Regions from separate parts of the Homo sapiens genome. Here region 1 is linked to region 2. A link is a contact called in ENCODE Hi-C or POLR2A ChIA-PET data. All regions are on one chromosome and are shown on one strand. Each heading gives the region's core, a stretch centred on a gene start or an enhancer-like site at or near the end of the contact. The rest is flanking DNA. Distances are from core to core; before and after follow the strand shown. Region 1 has its middle 15 kb from the start of LINC01638. Region 2 has its middle 120 kb from the start of LINC01638.

The links. A loop is a pair of places that touch in the nucleus more often than their neighbours do. ChIA-PET counts read pairs that join two places held with the same protein, here RNA polymerase II (POLR2A). Pooled maps may share reads with other maps.
Region 1: a map of right cardiac atrium shows a loop between it and region 2 (3-fold over the local background). The contact joins two enhancer-like sites. A Hi-C loop is called at or near these places in 2 of 168 maps with a recorded cell type or tissue (endothelial cell of umbilical vein and right cardiac atrium) and 4 of 50 pooled maps. POLR2A ChIA-PET finds 5 or more read pairs at or near these places in 1 of 52 experiments (HEK293).

Annotation. Positions count from the first base shown.
Region 1 is chr22:27,237,762-27,241,467 of GRCh38, forward strand. No RefSeq gene overlaps it. Among named protein-coding and RNA genes, the nearest start is that of LINC01638, 15 kb to the left of the region's middle. Within about 2 kb of position 1,395, at least 7 of the 41 ENCODE cell types and tissues checked have a DNase peak (open chromatin) inside an H3K27ac peak, as active enhancers do; they include endothelial cell of umbilical vein, where a contact is called at or near this core.
Region 2 is chr22:27,106,077-27,109,825 of GRCh38, forward strand. No RefSeq gene overlaps it. Among named protein-coding and RNA genes, the nearest start is that of LINC01638, 120 kb to the right of the region's middle. Within about 2 kb of position 1,920, at least 18 of the 41 ENCODE cell types and tissues checked have a DNase peak (open chromatin) inside an H3K27ac peak, as active enhancers do; they include endothelial cell of umbilical vein, where a contact is called at or near this core.

The DNA.
Region 1 (3,706 bases), core at 145-2,644, 130 kb after region 2:
CTGTGCCTTTGCATGGGCCACAGCTCTGCTCTGAGCCTCAGCTTCCTCATCTGTGAATGAAGAGGTTGAGGATGAGTGTCTTCAAACTGCACTCAGCAAGGATGTAGAATTTGAGGGGAGAGGGCTGATTTCTAAGACCACCTTGGGGAGCAAATAATACCTAAGAGTGGAAGCCTGTAATCTTCCATCCACTAGAATCCTGCTGCTTGTGTCTGTATAACTCAGGGGTGTCCAAACTACTTGAACTCACACCGTAAAAAATACAAACATATGCACAGATACATACAAACATACATATATAAACAAATACACATGCTTATAAATTGTGACCATGCACTACTGTATTCATAGATTAAGTACCATATAAAACAGACACAAAGATGAAATTTTTAAAGGAAAAGTTAACTATATCCAGAAGTTCTATTAATATTTTTTTTCTGAGATGAAGTTTTACTCTTGTTGCCCAGGCTGGAGTGCAATGGTGGGATCTCAGCTCATTGCAACCTCCGCCTCCTGGGTTCAAGCAATTCTCCTGCCTCAGCCTCCCGAGTAGCTGGGACTACAGGCACCTGCCACCACGCCCGGCTAATTTTTGTATTTTTAGTAGAGACGGGGTTTCACCATGTTGGGCAGGCTGGTCTCGAACTCCTGACCTCAGATGATCTGCACGCCTTGGCCTCCTAAAGTGTTGGGATTACAGGTGTGAGCCACTGCTCCCGGCCAAGTTCTATTAAAATTCTAACACCACCTCCCACCCCTGGGACACTCAATCTCCTTTATCCTCCTCTACTGGTTTCTTTCCCATAGAACTATCACCTTCCAACATGTCATATAGCTTGTTATTTATAACTTTTGCATTCCATGGGGCCATGAAATCAGGCTGGAGGGAAGGGAAGACCAAGTACTGAACCTCTACAACTGGAGGTTCCTCCTCTTAACCCGTGTACTTCCCCAGAAGCGGGTCTCAAACAAGTTCCTGTAAAACTGGGAAACCAATTTGAGTGCATTAAGAGAATGTGCCGGGAGCCATTTGGGGAATAATCTGGAGACATTAACTCAGAAGTAGATTCTGTCCAGAGCTGTATACGGGTAATTGCATTGATCTTACAAAAGGAGCTCTAGAGCTCTGGAGTATATATTTAACGAGACACAGAATGTGCTAGCCAGACCTATTAGGTGCAGTCACATCCACTGTCTTACTTAATCCTCACGGCTACTCGAGGAAGTGGGTCCTGTTAATATTCCCATTTTAGAGAGGAGAAAACTGAGGCAAGTCACTAAGCCCAGCAGTCTGAATTCAAACCCATACCTGTCTGACTCCATGCCATTTCCCTGTTGCAACATCTCTCAGCTGACACACGCCAGACCCAGTGGCTGTGTTGGGAGCTGGCAGGGTCTGTGTGTGTGGGAGGCTGACATGTTATAGTCTGGGCTCCTGGGCTTGGGCGTTGGCTGGGGTCCAGGCTCTGTGTCAGCTGCAGCTGGAGGAGGAAGGGCCCACTGATTTAGGGCCCATCTGGATGGACAGCCGACAGGAACCGGGCTGCTCCAGACGCTTGGGGAGGGTGATAAGCATGGCCCCTGGGTGCCCCTGCATTCCTGGCCAGTGATGCTTCAGGGTAGGCGGCTGCGTGGAATGCCTCAGTAGGTTTTCCTCTCCCCACAGCCCTCCTTGCTGTCTGTGGCCTCCCAAGGACCCCAGGAATCAGCAGTGACCCTTTGCTCCAGAGAGCTCTGACCTCACGCCACCCAGGCTACAAAGGCTAAGGACCCAGAGGATGGGCTTGGGGGTGGGGGAGCTGCTCATCAGAGACAACCTGAGCTTGGGGATGTGGCCTCCTGCCGGAATATGGAACAACATCTCCGCACCCCTGCAGGAGACATTTCCTAGCCATGTTCTGCTTATTTCATGAAAGACAGGGCCACTCCCAACTTTATGCTGCTCTCTACGCTGCACAAAGTCTTTCTCAAACCCTTATCTGACTATATCCCTTCTGTGCCTACAGCCTTCCACGGCTCCCTGCTGCCCTCAAGTTAAGTCCAAACCCTTTTCTCCTTTTGGCTGGAAGATCTGGCCCCTGTTGACCTCCATGCCTCCTTCCTCTATGACCTTCCAACCCCCACTCCTTTCAGGACCCCCTCCCCCATGATCTTCAGTACTATAAAACCTCATTCTGGTCCTCCAACACTCCTGTGGTCTGTCCACCACTAGTCTTTTGCATGTGCTGATCCTACCACCTCCAATCCTGTTTCCTCTCACCTTCTTCTGATTAAGTCCCACCTATCCTCCGAGAAGTCTACGAGGCCCACATCCCACCCTCTGCTGGCTCTGGGGCCTCCTGGGGGCTTCCCTCAGCAGCCCTGATCACTCTGCGTCGAACTGTCAGTTTCCTCATCCATCTCCCCACTAGGCTGGGGGGAGGGGCATGGGACAGCGATGGTGCCTGCCTGCTTCTTCACTATTTCACCCTCAGTGCCTAGCATAGGGCCTGGCACACAGCGGGTGTCCAATAAATACCCTGTGGTTGGCAATGGGTAGCACAGACCTCATCTGTGGTGACAACTCCAGTTTGTAGCGCACCCCTGCCCCAGCGATAGAAGCAGCAGTAGCCATAGTAATCATCACTTATAGTGAGCTCTGGGGTGTGCTGGCATTTTTCTAAGCACTTTAAATAGTCACTACTTTCATTTCCACCCTATGAGGCAAGTACTATTATTAGTCCCAGTTTACAGATGAGGAAAGTAAAGCCCAGAGAGGTTAAGCGACTTGTCTAAGGTCACACAGCTGTCAAAATGCAGATACAGGCAGGCAGATTCCAGAGCCCCTGCTATCACCACTCACAACAAGACCAAGGAGCTGGGACAAGCTCTTGGTAATGAAAAAACATGACACTGAGGCTAGACTGCAATGAACAAGCTAAGTATCAGGAAGCAGGCAGGGAATCTAACTCTGTGCCCAGCTTGGGTGGCTGCCAGAACATTAGGCTGGAGTGTGATTACTGATCACCAGCCACTGCCCCAGGCTGTGAGATCCCCCAGGGTCTACCTGCCCTGTGAGTGCTTAGCTTATGGCCTGGGCACACTGGAGGAAGCTTGACTCCATCCTCAGTGGGAAAGCCGCATGGATAACAGGTAAAAGGTTGGACTCTGGTTCAAACTCCAGCTTTGCCACCAACTGGCTATCTTTATCCGTTTTGTGCTGCTACAATGAAATACCCAAGACTGGGTAATTTATTAAGAAAAGAAATATATTTCTCACACTTCTGGAGTCTGGGAAGTCCAGTAGCAAGGTGCCAGTATCTGGTGAGGGCCTTCATGCTGCATCATCCCACGGCAGAAGGTGGACGGGTAAGAAAAGGTGAGACAGAAAAAGGGTTGAACTCATACTTTTTAAATCAAGTGCCCACACCCATGATAATTCCCATCACTCCTGTGATGTGATAACAACATTAATTCGTTCATGAGGATTGAGTCCTCATGGCCTAGTCACCTCTTAATTGTCCCACCTCTTACCACTGTCACAATGGCAACTAAATTTCAACTTGAGTTTTGGAGAGGACATTCAAACCATAGCACTGGCTGCGTGACCTTGAGCAAGTTACTTAACCTCTCTGAGCCCTCAGAGTCTTCCATTGTCAATGGGGATACTAAAAGTGTCCTAGTAGGGCTTGGGGGAGGATTAAATGGGTTAATCCTTATGTTAATC
Region 2 (3,749 bases), core at 670-3,169:
ACACTTTTCTCTTCTACACCAGCAATCTTGTGTTTTTTTTTGTTTTTTTTTTTTAATGTGAAATATCTCAACTTTTAAATTTCAGAGACCAATGAAGATATTTTTTAAAATGCTACATAGGCTAAGTCAACTTACAGAGGGCTGGCTTTGGTCAGATGGCCACCTGTGTGAGCCTCTGTTGGATGCTCTGTTGGATGTGAGAGTCAGCAACACTCGAGATCATTTATGTTTTCACCTTCTCTGTGGACTGGGACTCTCTCTGTGCAATTCTGTATCTCTGAGACCCTGCAGAGTGGGAAAATAAAGCAATTGTTGTGTGCTTTTTTTGCTTTTAATTAATGCATTGATTTTACAGATACTTATTGATCATTCCATGTATATGCTAGTCTAGGTGATGTCCGTTTTGCATCTCTTTTCTATCTTCTTTCTGCATCTGCTGCATCCTAGTGGCTATAAGCTTAAGCTCTAGTTTCAAATTGCCTGGGTTCAAATCCTGGCTCTGTCACTTACTAGCTAAGTGACCTTGGACGTGGGATTCAGCTTTTTTCCCCAAGCCTCAGTTTGCTCACTTGTGAAATAGGGGTCATTATAGTCTCTCTCACTGTGAGAACTAAATGAACTGATGTCAGGAAATGTTTAGAATACCCCCTGGCTCCTGTTCAGCTGTTGATCATCACCCATTTGCCACATTCTTGTTAAATGCCCTTTATGGGTTAAGCTTGTGCTTGGCATTAAGGTTTCTGCCACAAGCAAAGTGGGGCCCACTCCCACAAAGACTTTCTTACTAAATTCTCAAAGTAACCCCATTGTACAGATGCAAAAACTGCGGGTCAGGGAGGGAAAGTGACTTTCCTGAGGTCACACAGCTGGTCAGTGTCTGAGATGGGATTCCAATCAAGTACATCTGTCCTTCCTACCAGAACCCATGCTTCTTCTGGGCGCAGAGAGATGGAAAGGATCCCTCTTTTCCCAAGGCTTCCCTTGACAGGCAAGGAGTTGGCCTCCGTTTCTGCAAGAGTCCCTCAGACAGCTCTGATCATTTTCAAGTGGACCCAAAAAGAGAAGGGCTGGCATGTGCTCATGATCCCAAGCCTGGGAGCTTGGCACAGCACAGGCCCTTCTTACTGGGCATGGAACCAAAATTCTTAGAAGCTTCTGACTTGTTTTCTCCTTTGGATGAAGGCATAGTGCATGTTCGCTGTGTGCCTCCATGCATGCCTCGTAACAGAGAATGGTCACACACATAGGGAGTCCACAGCTGAGGGTCATGTACCTTACCTTCCAAAGCCCCAGCCCTCTGCAGGGTGCTGTCTTGCCACCTTTCCAGGAACCGTGACCTCTGGGTTAGTTGGCAGCCAACATTTACTGAGCAGTTAATGCACATCAGACTCTATTCAAAGAACTTTACATTAACAGACTCAGTCTGCACAATCATCCCCAGAGAGGTAGATGCTATGGTACTTCCATTTGACAGATGAGGACACTGAGGCCCAAAAAGCAGAAGTAACTTGCTTAAGGTCATGATGCAACTCAATGTTAGATAAAGCCAAATGTCAAAATATGAGTTCTCAGAGGTCTCTGGGTTAGAGAATGGTCTTTCTGGCTGGTGGCACTTTTATGATGTGCCTCAATATGTCTGGGACAAAGTGGCATTCAATTAACCCAGCTCCATCCACCCATCTGTCCACACACTTATGAGTCGTATGATCCTGGGTTCATCAGTTCACCTTTGGGACACTCACTTCTAAACTGCAGGCCAAAATGCCAGTACTCACCCTTGCAGGAACGAGGACCAGAACACCTGAATGGGTAGTTACCTGCTTTGGGAAAGTGACATGCTGGGTAGGCAGAAGGAAGTGTTCACACCAGTATCCCTCATCTCCATCAGGCTTGGCTCTGAGCCCAGGTCAGGCTTGAGCACAGCCAATCAGTGACTCATCCTTGCTGGGGGCATAGTCTGCTGTTGTGTTAGAAAAGCTAGACCACAATGATTAATTCAAGCATGATAAGAACGTCTGGGCTCTAACCATCTGCTACTGTGTGACCTGGGGTAAGTCCCTTCCCTCTCTGGGCCTCAGCATCTCCAGGTACTTAGACCCTATGAACTCTAGGAACATTTTAGGCTCAGACAATTGATGGAAAATTGCAAAGACTCCACGGGGGGGGGGTCTCCCTCAACTAGTTTCTCTTTGCCCTCATGTCTGGAAATCTAGTGGCAAAAATGCTTGCTCTCCTAACTAATTTGTATCCACCTCTGGCACAAAGAAACCTCAGGACTAGTTTTCTGTTCCCGCAATTAATAATATTATTGTTGTTGTCGTTGTTAATATTCACTGCATTAACTGAACTCAATGTGCTGAGTCTTTTACACCCATTGTCTCTTTGAATCCTCAAACTAATCTCTTGGGCTAGATACTATGATCCCTTTCTCTTAACAGATAAGGAAAGTGAAGCTCCCAAGACTTGATTAAGTAGCTCAAGGTCATCCTCAGTGCCAGGATCAGAAGCTGCAATTTGAACTGGGGAACTCTGGTCTAGCCTTTCAGCTCTCAGCCATGAGACGGCACACCCAGCCCTGCAGATCAAAAAACAAACTTGCCCTTCCTCGCCTGAAAACGCTCCCTCACCTTGGCCACCCGGCATGAAAACATTCTGAATCCAGACTGCCAAGAAAGAAGAATCAAGAAAAAAGGAAGAAAAGAAAAATGAAGAACGCTTTGTTCCTTGAACTGTTCTCCACAAGCATAGTCTCCGCCAGGTACATTACTTAACTGCGGAGGTGACCCCCGACACCCCCCCCCCGCCCCCACCCTGGCTGCCTCGAGCTCCCTTGGCAGCCGGGTAGTCACGTGATGCCCAGACAGCCCTGGCTGCTATTCAAGCGTGTCCATGTGAAGCAGCTCTAGCGAGCATCGCTCCCAGAGGGGGAAGGCGGGGGCCCGAGTCAGCCTTGGACAAGGCCCCTCAGCCCCGCGCCAGAGAAGCCCCTGTCAGTGCCCACTGCCCTTTCAAAGACACTGCACGCTGGGCCTGCTCCCTGCACCCTTCCTTGCCCAGGAAGCAGCAGCGCAGGCCAGATGAAATGGCGGCCACAAGGTAGCATCGCTGAGGGGCTTCTGTTCATCAGAGTTCAGCCTGGTCTCCCGGCTTCACTCATTCATTAACTCACTCACTCATTTGTTCATTCAATCACTCATTCATTCATGCATTCATTCATTCACTCACTCAGTCACTCATTCACTCATTTATTCCTTCATTTACTCCAAACTTCACTCAATCATTCACTCACCCAATTATTCACATGTTCCTTCACTCACTCACTAATATATTCACAAATTACTTCACTTACTCATTCATTTATCCATTCATTCAATCATGTATTAGTCCATTTTCATGCTGCAGATAAAGACATGCCTGAGACTGGGTAATTTATAAAGAAAAAGGAGTTTAATGGACTCTCAGTTCCATGTGGCTGGGGAGGCCTCATAATCATGGAAAAAGGCAAAAGGCACGTTTTACATGGTGGCAGGCAAGAAAGAGTGAGAGCCAAGTGAAAGGGAAAACCCCTTATAAAACCATCAGCTCTCATGAGACTTATTCACTACCATGAGAACAGTATGGGGGAAACCACCCCCATGATTCTATTATCTCCCACCGGGTCCCTCCTATGTCACATGGGAATTGTGGGAGCTACAATTCAAGATGAGATTTGTGTGGGGACACAGTCAAATGATATCAATTCGAACACA